Regions from separate parts of the Mus musculus genome. Here region 2 is linked to region 1. The links are chromatin contacts, found by Hi-C in ENCODE. All regions are on one chromosome and are shown on one strand. The core of a region is the stretch at or near the end of the contact, and the rest is flanking DNA. Distances in the headings are between cores, read along the strand shown. Region 1 holds the start of Synj1 (synaptojanin 1). Region 2 holds the start of Donson (downstream neighbor of SON).

What was found. A loop is a pair of places that touch in the nucleus more often than their neighbours do.
Region 2: a map of T-helper 2 cell shows a loop between it and region 1 (4-fold over the local background). The contact joins the promoter of Donson here to the promoter of Synj1 in region 1. A Hi-C loop is called at or near these places in 3 of 37 maps with a recorded cell type or tissue (T-helper 17 cell, T-helper 2 cell and left cerebral cortex).

The regions. Positions count from the first base shown.
Region 1 is chr16:91,007,833-91,014,132 of GRCm38, forward strand. It overlaps Synj1 (synaptojanin 1), which reads right to left and starts at 3,476. Exons shown (of 32, transcript NM_001164483.1): 1 at 3,261-3,476; 2 at 2,192-2,337. The coding sequence starts at 3,358. 4930404I05Rik (RIKEN cDNA 4930404I05 gene) reads left to right here and starts at 3,417. Exons shown (of 3, transcript NR_028368.1): 1 at 3,417-3,487. It overlaps Paxbp1 (PAX3 and PAX7 binding protein 1), which reads right to left. Exons shown (of 18, transcript NM_026110.2): 18 at 6,205-6,300.
Region 2 is chr16:91,684,833-91,691,132 of GRCm38, forward strand. Donson (downstream neighbor of SON) reads right to left here and starts at 3,896. Exons shown (of 10, transcript NM_021720.1): 1 at 3,575-3,896; 2 at 2,963-3,043; 3 at 1,335-1,538. The coding sequence starts at 3,880. Cryzl1 (crystallin, zeta (quinone reductase)-like 1) reads right to left here. Exons shown (of 13, transcript NM_133679.2): 12 at 5,872-5,917; 13 at 4,490-5,083. The coding sequence ends at 4,984. It overlaps Gm10785 (predicted gene 10785), which reads left to right and starts at 4,066. Exons shown (of 6, transcript NR_040389.1): 1 at 4,066-4,448.

The DNA of each region.
Region 1 (6,300 bases), core at 2,226-4,725:
TTTTAACACACAGCAATAATTCTGAAAACAGGTAAAGTCATAACTTGCAAGTCCGCAGTGACTTCCCATTTGTAACTGTATCTAGACAACATTAATACATCAAGTAATGTCAACCAAACACAAGCAGCTGATAACAGTTTACATTACTAGCCAAGCCCCTCCGGCCTCATGTTTTTATTTCAGTGTTCAATACTATAAGCACATCTACAGTATGACACACATTATGGAGATTAACACTGGAGCATGGCATTTTTCATTTTATTAAAACATAACCAATATGCTTTAATAAAACATAACATAAAAACCAATTTGGAACACTGAAGTTCATACTGAATATTACTTAAACTTTTTCTTAGATTGTGTCTGCCCCTTGTCTCTCCCTTTAAATCATATTACTGGAAACACCAAGAATACAGACATTTGTTATATACTAATCTTTGCTTAAGGGTTGTTCATTATGTCACTATCATTTTCTCTACCAGAATAAAATTTTACTATTTCAGTCAGGTTACACTTGAACCAACATAGAAATCATATATGCATAAGTCTGGATTTTATGCTCTTATTGAGTCTAAAGAGCAGTATTTAAACTATTTAAGGCTTATACTAGTAAATATGTCATTTAAGCGCGCGCGTGCGTGCGTGCGCGTGCGTGGAGGCCAGAGACTGATTAAGCATCTTCCTTTATTGCTCTCCATATTATTTTCTGAGTTAGATTCTTATGCCAAATCTGGATCTTAGAAACTTGACCACAACAGCTGACCAGAGATCCCCGAGACCTTCCTGCCTCTGCTTCCCCAGTGCTGGGATTATAAGCATGTGACGCCCTGCCAGGCTTTCATGAAGGGACTGTAGATCACACTCAGACCTGCATGCTCACATGGCAAGCATTTACCAACTGACCATCTCTTAAGTCCAAACATCATGTTCAATAAACAGTCTGAGCAAAATATAAGAGGGCTGGGGGTGTGGTTCAGTTGGCAGAGTGCTCGCCTAGCATGTATGAAGCCCTAAGGTCAATCCTGCACAGTAGTGCACACCTGTATTCTCAGCACTCAGGAGAAGGGGGAGGGGGTGGTGGTCTGGAATTCAGTGGCATTGGCTATATCATGAAGGTCCCAGCTATAACTCTAATAGACTGTTAAAGTAATAATGATAATTAATAATAATAATAATAATAATAATAATAATAATAAAAGAACAAGTAGTTACCATTAGAAAATCTGTTTAAAACAAATACTTGAGACAATCCCAAACTGGGGTTGTCTGCCCCAGTCTTGTATTAAGAATGAAGCATGGGGTACATTCGATGTCTCAGCAGGTAAAAAGCTTTTGCCACCAAGCCTGAAGACCTGAGTTCAATCCCTGGGGCCTATATAGTAGGAGGAGCTCCCAGAAGCTGTCCTGATCTCCACTTGTCCCCTACCTACACACAAATAAATGACTAAATTAAAAAAAAAAAAATGAACGAAACACAATGTGAATTAGTCCTTTTATTTTCATCTATCTGCCACAAATTTACCCAAACATCATTTTGTGTGGTACAATAAGTAATCCTTTTAAAATAAAGGTCATTTTTCAATAATATGAAATCAAGCACATATGTCACATGAAATATTTTAGGAGCTGTCTGCAATTCTTATTAAAGATATAAAAGCTTAGGCTGGAGAAGCGGATGGTCAGCACTTGCCTAGAGTGACTGAAGCCCTGAATCTGACCCACCAATACCACACATGAGCACAAGGGACACCTGAATAAATAAATAAACAAATAAGGGTTTGATGTATGATGCACAGATCATACCATTCCTATTAAATCTGACTAACAAAATTCTGGGTATAACAGGAGATGCAAGCTGTCTTATTGGGTTAATGTGATAAAGACAAAATTGCAACACCATTTTACAAAAAGATAAACTTCTAGAAGCAGAACAGATGGAAAACAAACTCCCAGCAGCAAAATCTGCACCGCCCTGCACCACCATCACCCCAATAAAAACCCTAAGCTATCTCAGTTTACAGAAAATAAGGCTTCATTCAAATTAAGCCAAAGCACAAACCCGTACGCTAAAGCTCAGAAGATCAAATTCAGGGAGAAGGTTCTCAAGAACCTTTTTTTTATAAACTGTTGAACTCGCGAGTTACAACCAAAACAGAGATCAGAATCGGGCAGGTGAAAACACGTGACTTACAGAGCACAGCCACAGCCCCAGACTCGAACATGAGACATTCTTCCTTATGCCTAGTTTCCACTATGAGGCTGAACGGTGGGGGATCCAATTTGTGGTAGATTCGAAATCCTTTGCTGAACGCCATTCTCCTTTCTTCAGAGGCAGCCCTGTGGAAACCAAGTCAATGCACCTGAGGTTTCCTTCTGCTGCAAGGACTGCTAGGCGTCCTCCTGAGGTCCCTCACTGACAAGTTTGATGGGGGTTGGGGGTAGAGAAAAAGAGAGCTCAGGGGTGAACGGTTTATTCCAAAAGATAAGGCGTCACCTTTTTTTTTTTTTTTCTTAACCAAAAGGCAAAAGGAAACGCGTCCAGTTCTCAAGATACGGCAGGACAAGGCAGGGGTTTTTAGCACCGTCGGTCCTGATTTGGATAAGGTGGATTTCCCATTTAATTTATGTTTCCCCAAAGGGAAAATCTGTAGCGTATTTTCAGTTGGGGTTGTTTATCGGCTTCCTGCTTCACGATCTGTCACTACGGGAAGGGAACTGATGGGGAAACTTCAAGCCGATCCCTAGGCGGAATGGGCAAGGGGATGGGAGGGAAGGTTAATCAGGCTGATTCAAAGCTCCTGAGGGGGCCGGAGAGGGACGGGATTATCACACCGCGGACTCTCCAGGGCGGCGGCGAAGGGCAGGGAAAGCCACACAGGTGACTGCCGCCTCCTGCCCAGTCACGAAGCTCACCGTGACGAATGGATCCCACCGCCACTCAACGAGATCCCGGGGAGCCGGGGGGAACTGAGGCACCGGGCGCTTCAGCGCCTCCATTACGCACCGCCAGAGATACCCGGGAGCCTGTGCCGACGGGGTCCTTTCCCGCCCGCTGGGTGACAGCCGCTGTCACGGCAAGCCACCCGCAGCCCCGGGGTCTCCACACAACCCGCCGCCCTCGGCCCTCGGCCGCCTCTCACCGCTTGCGACCCGGCTGCGACGGCCGCCACCGCTCAGGAAGCGTCCACCCGGCCGGCCGGCTGCCCCTGGGTAGAGCCCGGGCCGCTCCCCGCCCCCCGCCCTCCCGCCCGCTGCCTCACCTCTTCCTCCGGCTCCTCCTCCTCCTTCTCCCGCAGCCTCCGCCGCTACAGCCGCCCGAAGCGTCACTTCCGCTCCAGCAGGTCCAGCTCTTCCGCATTGCGCCGCTGCCCAGGCGGAAGGCCCGCCCCTTAGGGTGAAAGGGCGGAGCCGTTTCCGCCCACGCGGGACCGTGCTGCCGAGCAGGGCGCTTACTGGTCACCGGGTTCCTGCGGCCGCCGCGTCCTGGGTCCGTGAAGCGAGCCTCCGTCGCCCCGGGAGTGGGAAGGTGGCACGGCCAGGGGAGCCGGCAGAGGGAGGGTCCGTCCTCCTCGCGTGGAGCCCTGTAGCTCTGCCCTCCCCGCGGGCGACAGGGAGGGACTTCAGGAAAGAGCTGGGGGAGCCCGTGTTGATTCGTGCTCGAGTCGGGCATCAGGACCACCCCCTGCCGCCTCCGCAGACCTGATGGGCGATGGGCGAGTGCGAGGCGGGGGACGGTGTGCACCCCGCGCCGGCTGGGTGGCGCTCGAAGAGCTGTCCATGGTGTCTGTCGTCAGGGAGGCAGCAGGAGGCTGTTCCCTGGCTGTTTCAGTGTGTTCTCCGAGCTCCAGGGGCGATGGAAGAGTGCTCAACCGAATGCAGTGGAGAGTGGGGGAAGCCAGCAACCAGAAACTCCAGGCAGTCAAACAAAACATGGCTGTCACTGTCGATTTGCCAGCCGTGGAATTTTATAACTAAGGGCATCACACTGTTTCAAACTATCTTTTTAAACGAGACATTATGTCTAAAACTTGTGTCCAGCAGAATTATTCTGCCTATACTTCAGAGACAAAAATGGGAGGACATTGTAGTCCCTGGGGCTTTAGAGAGGAATTGAGAATCCAAGGAGCACGGCAATCATGTTCCATTTGCCTTTGCTTTCCCCTAGCCTCTTCCCCTTTTTACTTTCTTCCCAAAAGCACAATTTAAATATGACGTATTGCATAAAAACATTTCCTCTAACATGCTGTCATGTGACTCAACGCTTCTCTATTTTAGAGAAGACAAATCCACCCTAGTTTTAAAATATTAAAAGCAAACTAAACACAAGAGAAGCCACCTCCAGCCAAGGAGATACACACTTGGATTCAGTTCTTAGATCTTTTCACTTAGTCTCCTAAGAACAACTTTTACTTTTTTGTTGTGGTTACAGTAACCACAAGCTTATAATAACAATTGCTTGCTGTGAATTGTGGTTAGCCATTTTTCCCTCCCAAGAAGTGTCCATTTCAGGTGGGGACAGTCCTTTAAATAAAACAGGGATGTTTGAGAGTGGGATTTTTCTTAAGTGTGATGACTGTATATGACATGCACCGACAAAAACGGGTTCAGGAGAGCTGGCCACTGAATTGTAGTACTTTGGAGGTAGCTTTTGTTTTTTGAGACAAAGTAGCACAGAGCCCAGGCTAGTGTGCCAACCATACCTGGTTTACGTGGTGACAGACTGAACCCAAAGCTTCATGCGTACCAGGCAGGCATTCTACAAGCTGGGGGGCATCCCCAGCCCTAGGGATGAACCTTTTTATGACAACTGAAATTACCCCAAGTGGAGCTGTAATCAAACTTGCTTACCCCATCATTCTTTTCACACCAAGAATCCCTGTGAAACTACACCAAAAACTCTTTGTCAAGGTGGAAATCATGGCACTAAGCGCTTTCTAAAGCCAGCCTTCTGCCTATTCTTGGTATCCTGAACTAAGAAAGCGGAGGTCCAAGCTTCTGTTATAATGTCTTTCTTCAAATTAAGCTAAAGCAGCAGTGGTAGGTCTTAGCTTTCCCAAGTCCTTTCAAAATACATTTTTAATTATAAAATAAACCCAAGATTTGAAAAGCATACTAGTGACCTTTGAACATTCCTTATTGTCCCTTTTCTATTTATTATTGTTACAACATATCCAAGTAGCTGCACGTTTTAGCAAACCAGTGTCTATAGTAGACTAACTCAAAATATATAGGCACAGTCTAAAGCTTTGCAAAGAAGCCAATTGTGCTGACTGGAACTGAGCAATGGTGAGGCTGTCAGAATGCTCATACCCTGATTCTTGTCGCTAGCAAACGACAGATGACTGGGTGACCCGAGTCTAAAAAAGTTTTGGATATCTGGTAGACTGTTGTGGTTATACAAGAGACCGAGACGAAATCACAGGTACCGTTTGTTACAAAGGAGGCAGAGGGGAATCAGGTCCCCATGTAGGGGCATGAAGACAAATGGTAGAATGGAGAATTATGACAAACCCAGGTGCACCAGAAACCACTAGAATCTATACGTTGAGCTGAGAACCTTTATAAGATACATGATTCCAGTGACAGTTATTTCCAGTTTTTGGCCTTAAGCACTCAAGAGAGTAGCTGTTCTAAGACACTCAGCTAGTAAATACCAGTGTTATGGCAGCTGAGAATTCCATATTTAGTGCTCTTTACTCATTCAGGAGTGACAACCTCGTCGAGACATAACGAGCACTTTCTATATGCAGTTCTGGTCTCCATTCACCTTGCATCAGACTCCTAGGACAGTGTCCAAGCCTGTTCCTAAGTGTTAGCATAGGCAGTTGGAGCTTATCCAAACAATTACTAAAGCTGGATATAGGAAGAGTGGTTTTATACTGATGGGCTTGGAAACAGTTTAAGGCCCAAATACATATTTGTGTTTGTTTTAATTCATGAGAATGAGTGCTCTGAAATTTAATTTCCCTTAGGAGCCAAGAAAGATTAATAACAACAACAATGACAAAAAAAAAAAAACCAAAAAACAAAAAACACAACCCTCATCCTTAATGAATATGTGGAGATAAGTCATAATACCTCCAGAACTGATGGAGAAAGGAGAGCACAACACTGTCCAAGTGCACACTGGCCTGTTAACAGCCTCACCATATGAACCACTGTATGTATGCTCTGAACTTAGTCACCAGCAAGATACAACAAAAGGCGTGTTTAAAAATTAATTTAATGCTTGGCTAAAGCTTAATTACATATATATTTTTCAAACGATAGTCCTGAATTTCTGAAAAGTTACTCTTCTGA
Region 2 (6,300 bases), core at 2,646-5,145, 680 kb after region 1:
GAACGTGGGTCCTCTCTCAGGAGGAGCAGTGTTCTATCTTCACCACTGAGCCACCTTTGCCACCCAGTCTAAGAATTCTTAGTGCAATAATTACAAGGGAGACCTTAGCAACTGCTAAGAGGTTAAAATGCAGCCCACATTTGCTTTCTGAACAGCAAAGTGTGTGTTGACCCCGCACTGGAGAGAGCACACTCGTGGAGATGGGACATTCTGTCTCTGCCTTCCCTGAGAACAATGGCGAGCTACTGGATGATTGGAAGAGGGGTGTGCATGGAGGACTCTTCCCATAGGACAGCACCAAGTCCCCCCGACCCCCGGGAAGAGCATTCTTCCCCCGGGCATGCAACCTCAAAAGTAGTGAACCCCACTAAGTACAAACTGTCCTGATCTATTTATCCAGAAATATATCTCAAGCCCTATTTCCAGCAAACCGTTATAACCTAGTCTGCATTCATGAGCTGCTTCATGGCAATTAAACTACTCTGAGGCCATTCTAGAACTCATTTATTATTTAATTTATTAAGAACCACAGTATACCCAGCACTTGAGAGGCAGAGGCAGGCAGATCTCTGTGAGTTCGAGGTTAGTCTAGTATATAAAGTGAGTTTCAAGACAGACAGGGCTACACAACACAGTAAGACTCTGTCTCAAAAACCGACAAACTTAACAAAACCACAAACACCAACAACAAACAATGAGCAAAACTTCATCAGCTACTGTAATTCAATTGTCTATGTTTTCTTAAAAACCTAAGAAAAGGATGGTTTAGAGAGGACACTGCCTGTCTACGATACTGTTTTATCTCCAGTCTCTAGCTGTACTGAGCACTTCTTAACCTGACAAACAGGAAGTGAAAGTACCTTTCGGGAGAAATGACGTCAACTTCTGGACTCTGCACATGTCAGAAGAACAGCTCATGCTACGTTGAGGAAGGAAAGAGCCTTCTACACTTCATTTGAACACTAGCCTAGGTTGACAGGGGCTGGATTAACAGCATTACAGGAACCTGAGTTTGGAACTCGGGACCCAGGCAACAAGTTGAGATTATCCTGTGCCTGACTGTCACCTCAGGACTGAGGAGAGTGGAGCCAGGAGAGTTGCTGGGCTGACCACGCCACCAGACTCGCTAAAGAAAATGAGCCCTAAGCTCATACAATTCCTGTTTCAAGGCAACAAGGCAGAGAAGGAAAGACTGGGACACAAAACTAGATCCTTAGACTCTGTCGTCCTGATACCTGCAATGTGCAGACACGCAGACACACACACACACACACACACACACACACACACACACACACACCCCTTCCTCTCAGGCTCCTTCATTTCAGACTTACCTGTATACTCTGGGGTAAAGTCACTTCTGTTGCCCTACAATGCTGGACAAGTCCTTGGGCTTCTTCCTGTGCTTTCAGATGATCTGCCCAGGAAAAGGGTTGAGAAGAGGTGAAAAGGAGTCGGGTTTTAATACTCCAGTCCACAGGTAACTCAGTACCATCTGACGACCAAGTGTCCGATTCAGACAACGATACACGTTGACTCTTAGGAAAACAAAGAACACAAAAATTACTATTTCAAGGAAAACCTTTTAATAAAGACTTATCAGTTCTACTCCTGTTTGCTAAATGTCAAAATTTATGAATGGTCTAATATTAAAAATGGATTATACCTGACAAGTCGAGAGGGAGGAAAACTAAGCTATTGAGAGGTCTCAGAGCACAGAGATGACTCACTGGGTAATAGCACGTGCCACTAAGCCTGACAGTTTGAGTCGGAGGAAGAGAACTGACCCGAGAGGACATAAGTGAATAAAGCCAGGTGGGGCGGGGCTGGAGGGTCCTGGCTCACTTCTGAGTTTTCATATTTCTATACTACAGACAGCAAAGTAGAAATGTTTCCAGTACCCATCCTCTACCCCCCAAGAGAGAGTTTCTCTGCATGGCGCTTGCTCTCCTGGAACTCACTCTTATAGACCAGGCTGGTCTCAAATGCAAAGATCCACTTGCCTCTGCCTCTAAGCCCACTTACATTCTTAGTATTTAAAAAGTATCTTGTAAGGCTCAGAACTACTGAGACAATAGTATAGAGACAACAGCTCTTTCTTTAGGCTTAGCCATCTTGGTAGAACTTTTAAAGGGTTTTAAAAACATTACCTTCAGTTTTAAAAAAAATACAAAGAAAAAACAATTATAGTCAACTAGCTGCACAAGTCCGTATTGTCCACTCCAGAAGGACTTCCTTAGGGAACATCATACAAAGATCCTGTCAGAGAAGCTGACTATGTGAACACTAGCATGAATCTTGGGCACTCTCAGCCTGTTCCCAGTGGGGAAAAATGCATCTACCTGTAACTATGAGCAAGGGAGGGCAGACTGTTTCTCAACTTGTGGGAAGTGTTGAGCTTGATCCCCAGCACAAAGCAGGCTTTGGCCACCAGAGCCCATGTCTAGTATCAAAACACCTGTATAGAAATAATCACTCTCAAGTTTCTCTTTTCTTCTCAGAGAAGGTTCTCATGTGTCCCAGGCTGGCCTCAACTGTCTCTGCATCTGAGGATGCTATCAAAGGCCTGGCAATCCCTCCTTCACTCCAGTGAGACAGCTCTAAGTGTACAGCATCATGTCCCATGTAATTCATGGAATTCCTGGGGATCCAGCCCTGAGGTCTTTGAACATTAGGCAAGCATTTTACAAACTGAGGTTCAGTCCCAGACTTTGAATTCATTCCTGGAACTCATTTTTTCAAGAGAAAAGCTTTTGAGAAGTATGTTTATTAGAATATACATTATATTCAGCCCTTTGAAAGTATTTCCTAGAGTGAGCCATTGAGATGGCTCAGAAGGTAGAGGCACTTGCTTCTGGCCTGCCTGACAACCTGAGTCCAATCCTTCTACTCACACAGTGGAGGGACTGGCCTCTACACACACAATTGTGGCACAAACTAGAAATGTAATTTTTAAAAGTACCTGGGACAGTTCCGTGCCAGTTCTTTCATGAGATGATGTGTCCTCCCACAGCAAGTTATTTTCTTCATTAGAATCTAGAAGCTGAGGTTAAGAAAAGAGTGGTCCTTTTAAAACCTAAGCGATGAGGGAATGTGAACTATGTAAGGGCTCACCTGGCACACCAGGTTCTCAGGAGAGTGAGTGGGAGCTCACATCCATACAGTACCATGTTTCATTGCAGATTTGTGCCTGAACTTATCTAAACGGGAGGAAAGGCCAGACTTTGACGCATTTAATAACTGATACAAAAATCTTAGACCAAAAGTTCCAAAAAAGCTTTATGAGTAAAACCAACATTTGTAAATTCTGACCCGATTTATCTTCAACAGTCCACAGTAATTTCAAGTGCCTGAGAAAAAGGTCTTGAAAGGATGGTGAGAAGGCAGATTCTGTGGCTTTCCATCACAGTTCGGAGGACTATTCGAGCCACCTTCCTGGGTATCCATCCCTAAGTCCTTCTTACAGGAGAGGGCAGCCACCCCCTCCCCCGCCCCAGCTCAGGACATCAGCCTGCGGCGGCTGTTCGCGCCCATTCCCACCCCTGACGCCCGGCTGCGGGACGCGGAGACTCACCGGGCCCGACGCCCCCTGAGGACCGCGGAGCGGCTCTTCGCTGGCCTCGTCCGAGACTCGCGGCCGGTTGTCCAGGCGAGCGAAAGGGTTCCTGCGGGCGATGGTCGCGGCGGCGCCTCCTCTGCCGCCGGCGGTCGGGAAGGGGCGCAAGGGCAGCCCAGCCGCCAGCGCGGCGCGGCGGGGCGCGGGCTCCGGCAGTGAGGCGGGCACGGCGGCACCATGGTCCCGAGACCTTTTCCGGCGGAGCCGCACGGTCTCAGGCGGCCTCTTGAAGCTAGGCGAGTAGCCGGGCACCGAGACAGCCATTGCGCAGCACCGAGGCAGCTCCGCAGCCCTGCCGGGGCTTCCCGCGCGCCCCGGCCCCGCCCAGACCCCGCGCTGCTCACGGACTGGAGGCTCCTGAGGCCCCGCCCCGCCACGGGCCCGCCCCGACGGAGCATGCGTGCCAGGCCGTGCCGCCCCGCCCAACAGATTTCCCGGTGGCCGCTTCCGGCCGGGCGCGCGCAGCTCGCGGCTCTCCTGCTGCGAGGTCGGCGTCGCTGAGAACGCGACGGCGGCGCGCGGCACCCGGTAGGGCTCGGAAAAGGGATTAACAGTACCAACTCGGCAGCGGGCGTAGTGTCAGCCCCGGGTACGGAGCATGAATGCACAGCAAACAACACATTGATTGGTGGTGATGGGCAGTTACTTCTCTCCGTGAGAAGCCGCAATATCATTCTGAGAGAGACGGTGATGGGCCGAGCTCAACACAGTACCCACGAGGGGGAAATGTCCGCCAGCTTCAGGCTAGCCGCAGGCCAACTCTTCCACCCTTGTCCCCAGTGCCCGACCACCGCAGCCCTCTATGCAAATGCCGTCACTACTACAGGACCAGGTACTATGATTCCGTATGATCTCGGAGAAATTCAGAGTGAATGAATATTTAAAAACATTTTAAATGCCAGTGGATTAGATACTTTGAAGTCGGAAAGTACAAATGCTAAAATAATGGCATCAACGGTTTGTTAAGGAAGGTGTTGAGAATGAAGTTGATAACAAAATCAAATGACGTTTGGTATAGCAAAAGCATGTGACAGATGTATTTGCTAGAATAGTGTAGCTTTTGCTGAAAGCAGTTTTCTTAATGGAAAGAATTTTATAGCAGAGGCAAAGTGTACAGATACAATAACTAAAAGAAGCTTTTGGAATGTCCCCTTCAGATGGTAAAAAAATTATCTGGATTGTTTGCACATTAATTTTGGAAGTATTTTTCAAATATGTCAAATAACCAAACATCTTACTGTGGCAGGAAAACAGGCTTAAAAATATAAAATCTTGCTTTATCGTCCTTGGTTTTTCTCAACAATTTCCAAAGAAAACTGGCTTCCCCCACTGGTGTGGGTGCATCCGACTGAGATCAGGGAAGAGAATTAAAATTGAACGACTTGCTTTTTTCTTTCTTGATTTTTCTGAACAACTTCCATGGAAACCTTTGCCTCATACAGTGGGATGGGCTCATCGAGCAGAGGCCTGAGGAGGGAAATGATTCGAGATGTCAGGCACAGGCACAGAGGAGCACAGCACGCAGGATGCAGTAGACCACACATTTGCTTATTTTCCTTTATCTAACACAAGCAGCTCGAGCCTTTAATCCCAGCACTGGCGAGGCAGAGGCAGGTGAACCTCTGCAAGTTGCTGGTCAGCCAGCCTGAGCTAGATAGCTATCTTAAAAAGAAAAATCCAAACAGAAATTACAAATGCATTCATTAATATTTCTGTGGCTTAAAGAAGTAGTAATTTCCCCCCTTTTCTTTCTTTTTTAAAACTGGGTTTGTCTTGTTAGCTAGCCCAGTATGGCCTCAGACTCATGACTCTTAGCCTTCCAAGTGCCTTGAATACAGCTGTGTGCCACAACACTGGGCTAAAAGTGTTTAGGTTTTGAAAGAAAAAATATACTACTCAGTCCCTTTATCTAATTCTTACTTTATAATTGATATAAAATCCCAATTTAAACAACCTTGTCAAGCTCTGAATTATTTCAAATTCTTTGGCTAGAGGGGAAGGAGAAAGGAGAGACACACAACAGAATGGGGGTAGGGGTGTGGGGGAGAAAAAGCACAAGATCCTCTCTCTGTGGCAATCCTCACAGGTGCACAAGCAGACACATTTTGAGAAACATGAAAGAACAGCTATTTGTCTACAGTGAATTAAAAAAAATATATACAAGTACTAGATATACCATAAAATTGGAATGAATACAAACTCTTTATGTCTTTGAGAATTGAAAAATGATGATTTAGTTTTTTGTTTTAGCATACCTGAAAACACCAGCTGATAACTTCTCCATCACATCTTTTAAGATACGTAAATGGAAGGATTGTTAAGGTTCAACTTAGCAGAGAGGGGTAAAGAAACCATTCAAGATGCTGGGCAGGACTCCTTTTTCTTTATATATAGCTTTGCACTTTCAAATTCAAAGTGGCACCACAGCTACTAAAACTGTCAGTCACTGCTAGAGCAACGGGATGATTAGCAGTATCTGAGGTGTGACAGGAACACAAGCGCTGGAAGGCGAGTGGTAAGGACAGCCAGCCAGCCAGCCAGCCAGTCAGCACGGAGCTGGTCAGGGGTGCCATGGTCTTCTTCACTTAAGCATTATGCACGCGGTATAGTCAGCATTTCAGCTCTCACAGGGAGTTAACATTCATCAGTTGATCCGGTTGGTAACAGGTTCAACTTGTTTCCAT